2 separate regions of the Homo sapiens genome follow, and region 2 is linked to region 1. The links are chromatin contacts, found by Hi-C or POLR2A ChIA-PET in ENCODE. All regions are on one chromosome and are shown on one strand. The core of a region is the stretch at or near the end of the contact, and the rest is flanking DNA. Distances in the headings are between cores, read along the strand shown. Region 1 overlaps RAB12 (RAB12, member RAS oncogene family). Region 2 holds the start of MTCL1 (microtubule crosslinking factor 1).

The links. Hi-C counts contacts between places; a loop is a spot of excess contacts on that map. ChIA-PET counts read pairs that join two places held with the same protein, here RNA polymerase II (POLR2A). Pooled maps may share reads with other maps.
Region 2: a loop to region 1 is called in a map of gastrocnemius medialis, with 4 times the contacts of the local background. The contact joins the promoter of MTCL1 here to the enhancer-like site in region 1. A Hi-C loop is called at or near these places in 7 of 168 maps with a recorded cell type or tissue (CD8-positive, alpha-beta T cell, PC-9, Right ventricle myocardium inferior and 4 more) and 7 of 50 pooled maps. POLR2A ChIA-PET finds 5 or more read pairs at or near these places in 6 of 52 experiments (Caco-2, H1, MCF 10A and 3 more).

Annotation. Positions count from the first base shown.
Region 1 is chr18:8,625,732-8,629,538 of GRCh38, reverse strand. The region is part of intron 2 of RAB12 (RAB12, member RAS oncogene family); the gene reads right to left. Among named protein-coding and RNA genes, the nearest start is that of RAB12-AS1, 8.7 kb to the left of the region's middle. Within about 2 kb of position 2,303, at least 4 of the 41 ENCODE cell types and tissues checked have a DNase peak (open chromatin) inside an H3K27ac peak, as active enhancers do; they include dorsolateral prefrontal cortex and gastrocnemius medialis, where a contact is called at or near this core.
Region 2 is chr18:8,703,804-8,707,144 of GRCh38, reverse strand. MTCL1 (microtubule crosslinking factor 1) reads right to left here and starts at 1,589. Exons shown (of 15, transcript NM_001395333.1): 1 at 432-1,589. The coding sequence starts at 1,484. GACAT2 (gastric cancer associated transcript 2) reads left to right here. Exons shown (of 2, transcript NR_120598.1): 1 at 1-75. RefSeq lists silencers at 1,365-1,424, 1,805-2,244.

The DNA of each region.
Region 1 (3,807 bases), core at 1,054-3,553:
CCAGGTCCTGCAGTACACGATCAGTAGACATGCGCTGGTAACATGTTTAAAAATTAGAAAGTTGATGCCACATCAGGCAAGGCAAAGAAACTTCATCTTTTGGCCTCAGAACTGCAAAAACAAAAAAGGAAATCTGAAGAATATGATAGACGAAGACTGAATTCTTCAGGATTTCTAAAAGCAACTTAAAGACCACACTAATAGTCACCTTCAAGGTGGCTGAGAAGGAACAGAGTTAGATACCATTTGGTTTCCATAAAGAGTCAATGAATAAAATTATTTCTCTAATCCTAGGCATTTAGGGGTATACTTTACTACTTCCAAACCAATAAAGAGTTAAATCTTTCAGAGGATGGTTTACCATCCTCCCAAGTTATGGCTTGTCTAAATTAGGATTCAATCAAATGTTTTTAATGTTGAAAAATATTCTGTGCTATTTGAGTACTGTTACAAAACATTCCCCATTTCTTTAAAAAGTTAAAAATAATAAGCATTTTTTCTACTCTGAAATCAGTGGTTAACACAATATCGCTGAACCACAAATTTAAATAACAATCAGATTTAAGGTCTTCAATAAGCATTTTAGGAATTACATACTTTAATAAACTTTTATTCTAGGTAATTTTAATCTGGTTTTCAGTATAAGTCAACTCACATGCACTTCCATTCACATTCAATGACTTAAGAATCCAGAAACTGGAGGCACAAAACCAGAGAAATTACAGATAATAGGAGTTTTAATAAAAACAATCAAAGAACAGGGATAGTAAAAGGCAATTTTGATGTAGCTTAAAATGTTTTTGCATGAATAGCATACTCAGGAATCTTAGAAACATTAAGAAGCTCACCATTAAGAAGTCAGCTGCCTCTACTGACTTTAAGTCCAATGTAAAGAAAGAGGATAGAAACCTCAAAATTCAAAACCTGAGGCAATCGTCCTAACGCAAATGAGCAAACTGATTTAGTTGACAAAAATCCCAATGAGGAAACATGAACTAGTTCAGCACTCCCCATTTAAGCCCATTCCTTAAATGCCACTGTTTGGGCCTGGCTCTGAAGGCTGGGGGTAGAAAAGCATGTTTCTTTGAGAGACGATTCCACACTCCCAAAATATTTGGGTTGAGAAAGCTTTTATTTTCTATTCCTCTCAAAAGTGCCTTTGCTTGATTTATTTCCCTTACATACTAAATTATCTACTATCAGGTACGGCCAAAGAATAATAAATGAAATGTTGATTCCATTCAGCAAGTATTTCTTAAATATCTACCGTGTGCCAGCACCATAAAAATCCCACACAAATCTCTCCTTTTCAGAAAATTAGATTACATCAATGCACTGATCATGCTTTCACCTTTCTATGAAAAGGCAGAATCCTAATATTTCCCTCTTTTTCCCCATAAACTTGAGTTTTCACTGTAATGATAAGGTGCGGATTTCTAGAGGTTTGCAAGTTATGAACGTCAGCTCAATCATCGTTTACTACAGTTAGCATGCCACCTTATTCTGATTTTTCTATCTGGTTTTTGTGCAATTGAAAAATTCCTGCAATTCTGTTTTCCCAGTTTGGTGATACAACAACGCTTGGAGAATTCAAAGCCTCTTATTTGCTGTATTTAATATAGCCACTTAAATTATTTAATTACTAATTTTCAGGGCACACGCCAATATAGGGTATGAAATATTCCCCCTCTTCCAAGCAGAGAACAAAAGGAATGATGCTGACCTAAGAACGCTGGTTAAAACAAAGTCCCCCAACAGTGGACTGGTCCGACAGGCAGAACAAAGGGCCCTTATATGAAGCATTTCAATTCTGTGTTTGCCTAAAGGTAAGAGGCAAATTTCACGGCTTCAAGTCCATTTCAACACAACTCCAAGTTCACTGTAAATAATTTCTAGGACACCATTTGGATATAAATTCATCAAACTACATCCTAGTCAACATGTTTTATTTTAGCTACTTACATAAAGTTCTAACATTCATGTAGAAATACTTTAAAGTACAGAGAAGAGAAAAATGGTCCTTTTTCTGACCACAGGTAATCAACAAACTGAAATATGTGGCAATGACATAAAACGTGACGTAAAAATGTAACAGACACCTGCAGCTTTTGGTACTTTTAGCTTTTAGGAATCTATAGTAAATAATGCACTTCTTCCAACAAGATCCTCCTATGAAAACCGAATGGCAATGCTTTCATGCCAGTCTAGAAAATCGGAGCAGAGCTATCTATTATTAGCATAGCACAATCCACTGCGCCTCCTTGAGGGACCGTTTCCAGCTACACAGGCGCCTTCTATGCCCTCAATGGATGAGAGTGAAACGACGACAACACGCCCACAACAAAGCAGGTTACACCAGCAGCAGCACAAGGGCTGTGCCTCACTCCTAAAGAAGCCACGCATTACTTTAAAACAGTAATACAAATTACAATCATGATTCTAACACTTCCTTTTTACCTGCTGCATAGCAATAATGAAGGAAAAGGTTTTCATCTTTTAAATAAAATATTTCAGAAGATAAAAATCTTATTTTGAGTATTATGTGATCAACAAAATGGCTGGCCTGTAGTAGATATATGAGTCACTGTTCAAAACCTTCCTGCAGGAAAAGAGTCACTGGAATATTCCATGTAGAAAACTTGCAATCAACCATTCCGTAAGTCCAATCCATTTCATTCTTCCTCCCTTAGTTACGCTCTTTGCCCATGCTGTACAGCTGCACAGATTTAGAGAATGAAAAAGTAGTAAAGAGTCAAGGGAGAATCAGGAGAGGGAGAGGGGTCATTTGGAGAATGCTTTCATATACAAGAGAAAAATGGTTTCTGAGTGCCCGCTGCTCTTCGTGGAGCCACAGTATCTCACTTTCTCCCCGAGGGGGATTCCATCAGGTAGGGCCCTCTTATCTCAGAGTCAAGGACATTGTAGTCAGATTCCAGGAGTGTACAATGTCACCAGCATAGACTTAGTGGGCAGAGCTCCAGGGAGGCACCAGGACATTTGGACATACTTTATAAATCATTTGGACATACTTTATAAAGAATACTGCCGCCAAAGATGAAGATGGAAGTATTAATGCATTAATTAAGACATGTGCCACAGTCATCAGGCATGGCTGTCACCAAGGCAGGCGTCACACATTCTAATAATGTTTACATCACTTTTGTGGGGCAATATTCTCATCAGAAAGTACCTCACACAGGTACTAGGAACAGAGAGAGGCATATCCCAAATCCTTGTGAAGATGGTCTTTACCTTATAGAGCTTATAATTAGAAACAGCAGCTTGTGTGCCAAACACTTTGTTGCCATTTCCAGCGTTTAAAAGCTGGGCAGCAATGCACAAAAAGTCTGCGGGACTAGCACAGGAAGAAATATCTATTTGTTGTTTATTCAAGTATTTAGACAAGACCTAATGTTTCATAATCAAGCCAAAAATGAAAATATGCAGACCAAATGCACAACAGAAAAGAAAACGAACAAAAACCCAAATCAAAAAATCTTAGAAGTGTGTTATACAGTGAAGGGTGACCAAATGAAGATATTACCTCAGACACCTCCAGAAGGCAGGCACTGCGGCTTGGCTGCAGCTGCGGCCCAGACAGGGACACGGATGAAGAATGAAGACATGGCACTAACATTCAAGCATTAGGTGACCGATGATGCCACAGATGAAGCAGCAATTAACGCAGATGAAAGCAAACACACACATGGTGGACAAACAATCAGAGCTGAGGGTGACCTGCCAAGAGGAGTTAGTAAGCTGAGTACACCGCAGCTGTAGCATTCAAAACAAAACGGCATTCTCAGA
Region 2 (3,341 bases), core at 340-2,839, 78 kb before region 1:
GGCATTATCCTGAACCGCCACGCCCGCACGTGGCCCGGCTAGAGCTCCCTGGCGAAGGATCACCTGTTCCTACAGGTGAGGCTGGCACGTTCTGAGCGGGGATGGGGGCGTCCGCTGATGTCCCCAAAACGATTACAGCCTCCTCTGCCCCAACAGGTCAACAAAAGTAAAAGTATCAGCGAAGAGACGCAAGAGTTCTAGACGCGAGAAAAGAGAAGTGGGTTGCGAACTGGCGGGGTCCCACAGGTCTTGCTTCTCCTTCCAGAAGTTTGGGCTTAAGTTGCCAATGCCTGACAATGCGGGGGTAGGACCGTGGAGAGCAGGAGGGAGAAGGCGCTGGACAGGCCCGGGAAGGAGGGGTTGGCGGGTCCCCGCCGCAGCCAGGCCCTCCGGGGGCGCCCCGGGACACCTGCGGCCGAGGCGCGGCTCACCTTGAGATAGTCGTTCTCCGAGCGCAGCTCCTCCATCTCCCGCAGCAGCTCTTCTTCCTCCGCCGCTGGCACGAGCCGAGACTGCTCGCCCAGGCTGGGCTCCTTGGGGGTCCCGGGGACTGGTCGCTCCGGTGGCGAGCGCCCCCGGACATCCTCCGCCACGCCGGGCCCCGCGAAACCCCCCGAAACCCCGCTCGGGATGCTCCGGCCCCCGGGACAGGCGCCCGCGGCGAGGGGCGCGGCGAGGAGCGCTGGGGGCTCGGGGCTGCCCGGCGGCGCTCCTCGGGCTGCGGGGCTCGGCGTCGGCGCTCCTCGTGGGGGTTCACGGTCGCTGGAGCCCGTGCCGGATTCGGCGTCGCTGCTGGCGGCAGGGAGCAGGCGCTGCTCGTCGGACAGGGGTTCGGAGGGGCAGTCAGAGAGGTCGGAGCTGCTGTCCGTGTGGCTGATGCGCGAGCAGCGGGCCGGGGACCCGGCCACCGAGGTCACCGCGAGGGTCACGGCAGGGATCCGGGCGGCCGGGGTCGGGGGGCCGACGGTGCGGGCGGGTGGCGCCCGGGAGCCGCGCTTGGCTTTGCGGCCCTTGGCAGCGGCAGACGGCGGCTCGGCTCCGGGAGGCTTCCCAGCCCGGGACAGCGGCTCCGCGGGCGCCACGCGCGCCGCCCTCCTGCTTCCCAGGGCAGCCTTGGCACCGCCCGCCGCTCTGGCCCCGGCGCCCGGCGGGGGCTTGTCCTTCGCGCCCGGGACGCCGCCACTGCGCCGAGAGAGGCGGCCGGGCGCGGCCAGGGACCCCGGCGAGGGCGGCGCTTTGCCCGCGAGGTTGGGCGAGCGCGGGGCGGCGGGAGCCGGGGCTCGGCCCGAGGAGGGGACGGCCGGGCCGGGCGCGGCGGGCCGGGCGTGCAGGTCCTTGAGGAAGGGTCTGGCGGGCGAGGGCGCACGGTGCAGCCGCCGCCTTTCGGCCACCGGGTGGAGGTGGTGGTGGCGGTGGTGCTGGCCGGGCGGCTGCAGCTTCGCGTCCGGGGCACCTCCGCCCGCGGGGCCGTTCAGTGTCTCCATGGCCGGGTCCGCCGGCAGCAGCTCAGGCAGCAGATGCTCCGGACGACGACGGCGGCGGCGGCGGCGGCGGCGGCGTGCAGCCTCCCCGCGCGCTCTCTCATCACTGTCCCAGCCCCGCCCGGGCTGCGCCCCGCGCTCCCGCCGTCCCCGCCCCCCGCACCCCGGCCCCGAGGATTCCCGCGGGGCTCGCCGCCGCCGCGCTCGCCCCTCGCTGAGGTCACCGCGGATCGAGTTCTCCCGGCTCAGCAGCGCGGCGGCTCCCGGCCGCTCGCATCCCCGGACCTCGCGCTCCGGGCTCGCGGTCACCGGTGCCGCGGCGGCGCTGGCGGCGCGCGCCCGGCTCCCGCGTCCCGCTCCCCGCCCACCGCCGGCCCGCTGCTGCCCGTGCCCGCCCCCGCCGCTCCCGGCTGAGAGAAGCCGCACGCGCGCGCCCCACCTCCCCGCCGCCCAGCGCCCTCGCCCAGGCCCGTGCGCATGCCCCGCCTCCAGCCAGCCGGCGCCGTGCAGGGGAGGGGCGAGGGAAGGGGCGGGGGCTTGCGCTCCCCGGGGGGCGGGCGCCCGGCAGGGGCGGGACCTGCGCGCCCTTGGGAGCAGGCGCAGGCTGGATCCATGGGGCCTCGCTGCCCGGGGACCCTCCTTGCTTTTTGAGGCCCTAGAGACGCTGCCAGGAGCTAGGGAGGAAGGGAAGAGGCGGAGGTGAAGTGGTGGCAAGGGGCGGCGCCGGCCACTTGGGGAAGGCGTGTGCCGCGGCTGACAACACCCCTCTCATGCCTCTCCATCCACCGCCCGCCTCCCCGAGGCCAGTCACCTCCCTCGCTGTCCTCTCCAAGCTGTGCCCCTGGTCCCCGAGCTCCTTTAAGGATCGCTGGTACCCGACGCAGCTCTCGCGTCTAAACGGCACGGCGGGCGCTCCACAGTTGGCACCCCCGTGGCCTCGGGAGCTCAGGAGGAGCTGCTGCCCAAACAGGAGGAGCCCTCGCCAAACCTGGGGGTCAGAAAGGGAACTCACATTTATAGTTCCGGCTGCGAGCCAGGCCTGCTGGCCACTTACTGAGCAGTGTTTTATTTAAGCCTCACCACAGTCCCAGATTGGAATTGCTGTCTTCGGTGAAGACTAGGGCACCGGCGCTGGGAGGTGAAGTCACTTGCCTGCGATGCCTCACCCAGTCCCTAGCTGAGCGGGTTTAAACCCAGGTCTTCAGGATTCCGAGTCCTGCAGGCTTTCCGCTCAGAGCCCGGAGCCCGGCCACCGGTTCTACCACTTGAGTCTCCCATGCGCAAGGCACTAGACCTTTCTGAGCCCCAGTTCCCTCGCCTGTATCATTAAAACGTACTGCCACCTGAGCATGTGTGAAGATTTAGCAAATACCAGAACACACCGTGCAAACTGTAAAGTACAGTTCACATACCATTGGGTGCAGTTTATGTCCCAGGCGTTGGATGTTGGCCAGTGCCCATAGGAATAGGGGCCAGCCTGTCCTCCAGCCCTGGCGTTGCAGGAGGCAGAGGGTCAGGTAATAATTACAAGGAGGAGGGCGGGAGCATAACCCTGCCTGGTGAGGCTCGCATTTTCCTGGAAGGACGGGTTGGTCTCTCAGCTGAGGGCCCAGGACACAGTAGAGCCTGCAGAGAGCAGGGCCCCTGGGCGGGGAGGCAGGTAGGTTAGGGATTAGAGGGGAGACTGGAGGGTGTGTGGCACCAAATATCCTACCAAGGCCGTTGGGCATTATCCTAGAGGCGGTAGCCACGGGGTATTCTGAGCAAGATGATCTGATGTGCTCAAAAAGACCCCGGGGGCAGCAACCTGGAGGAGAGGGAGGTGGGCCACGGGAGCTGCGAGCGGCTGTGGCAGTATGC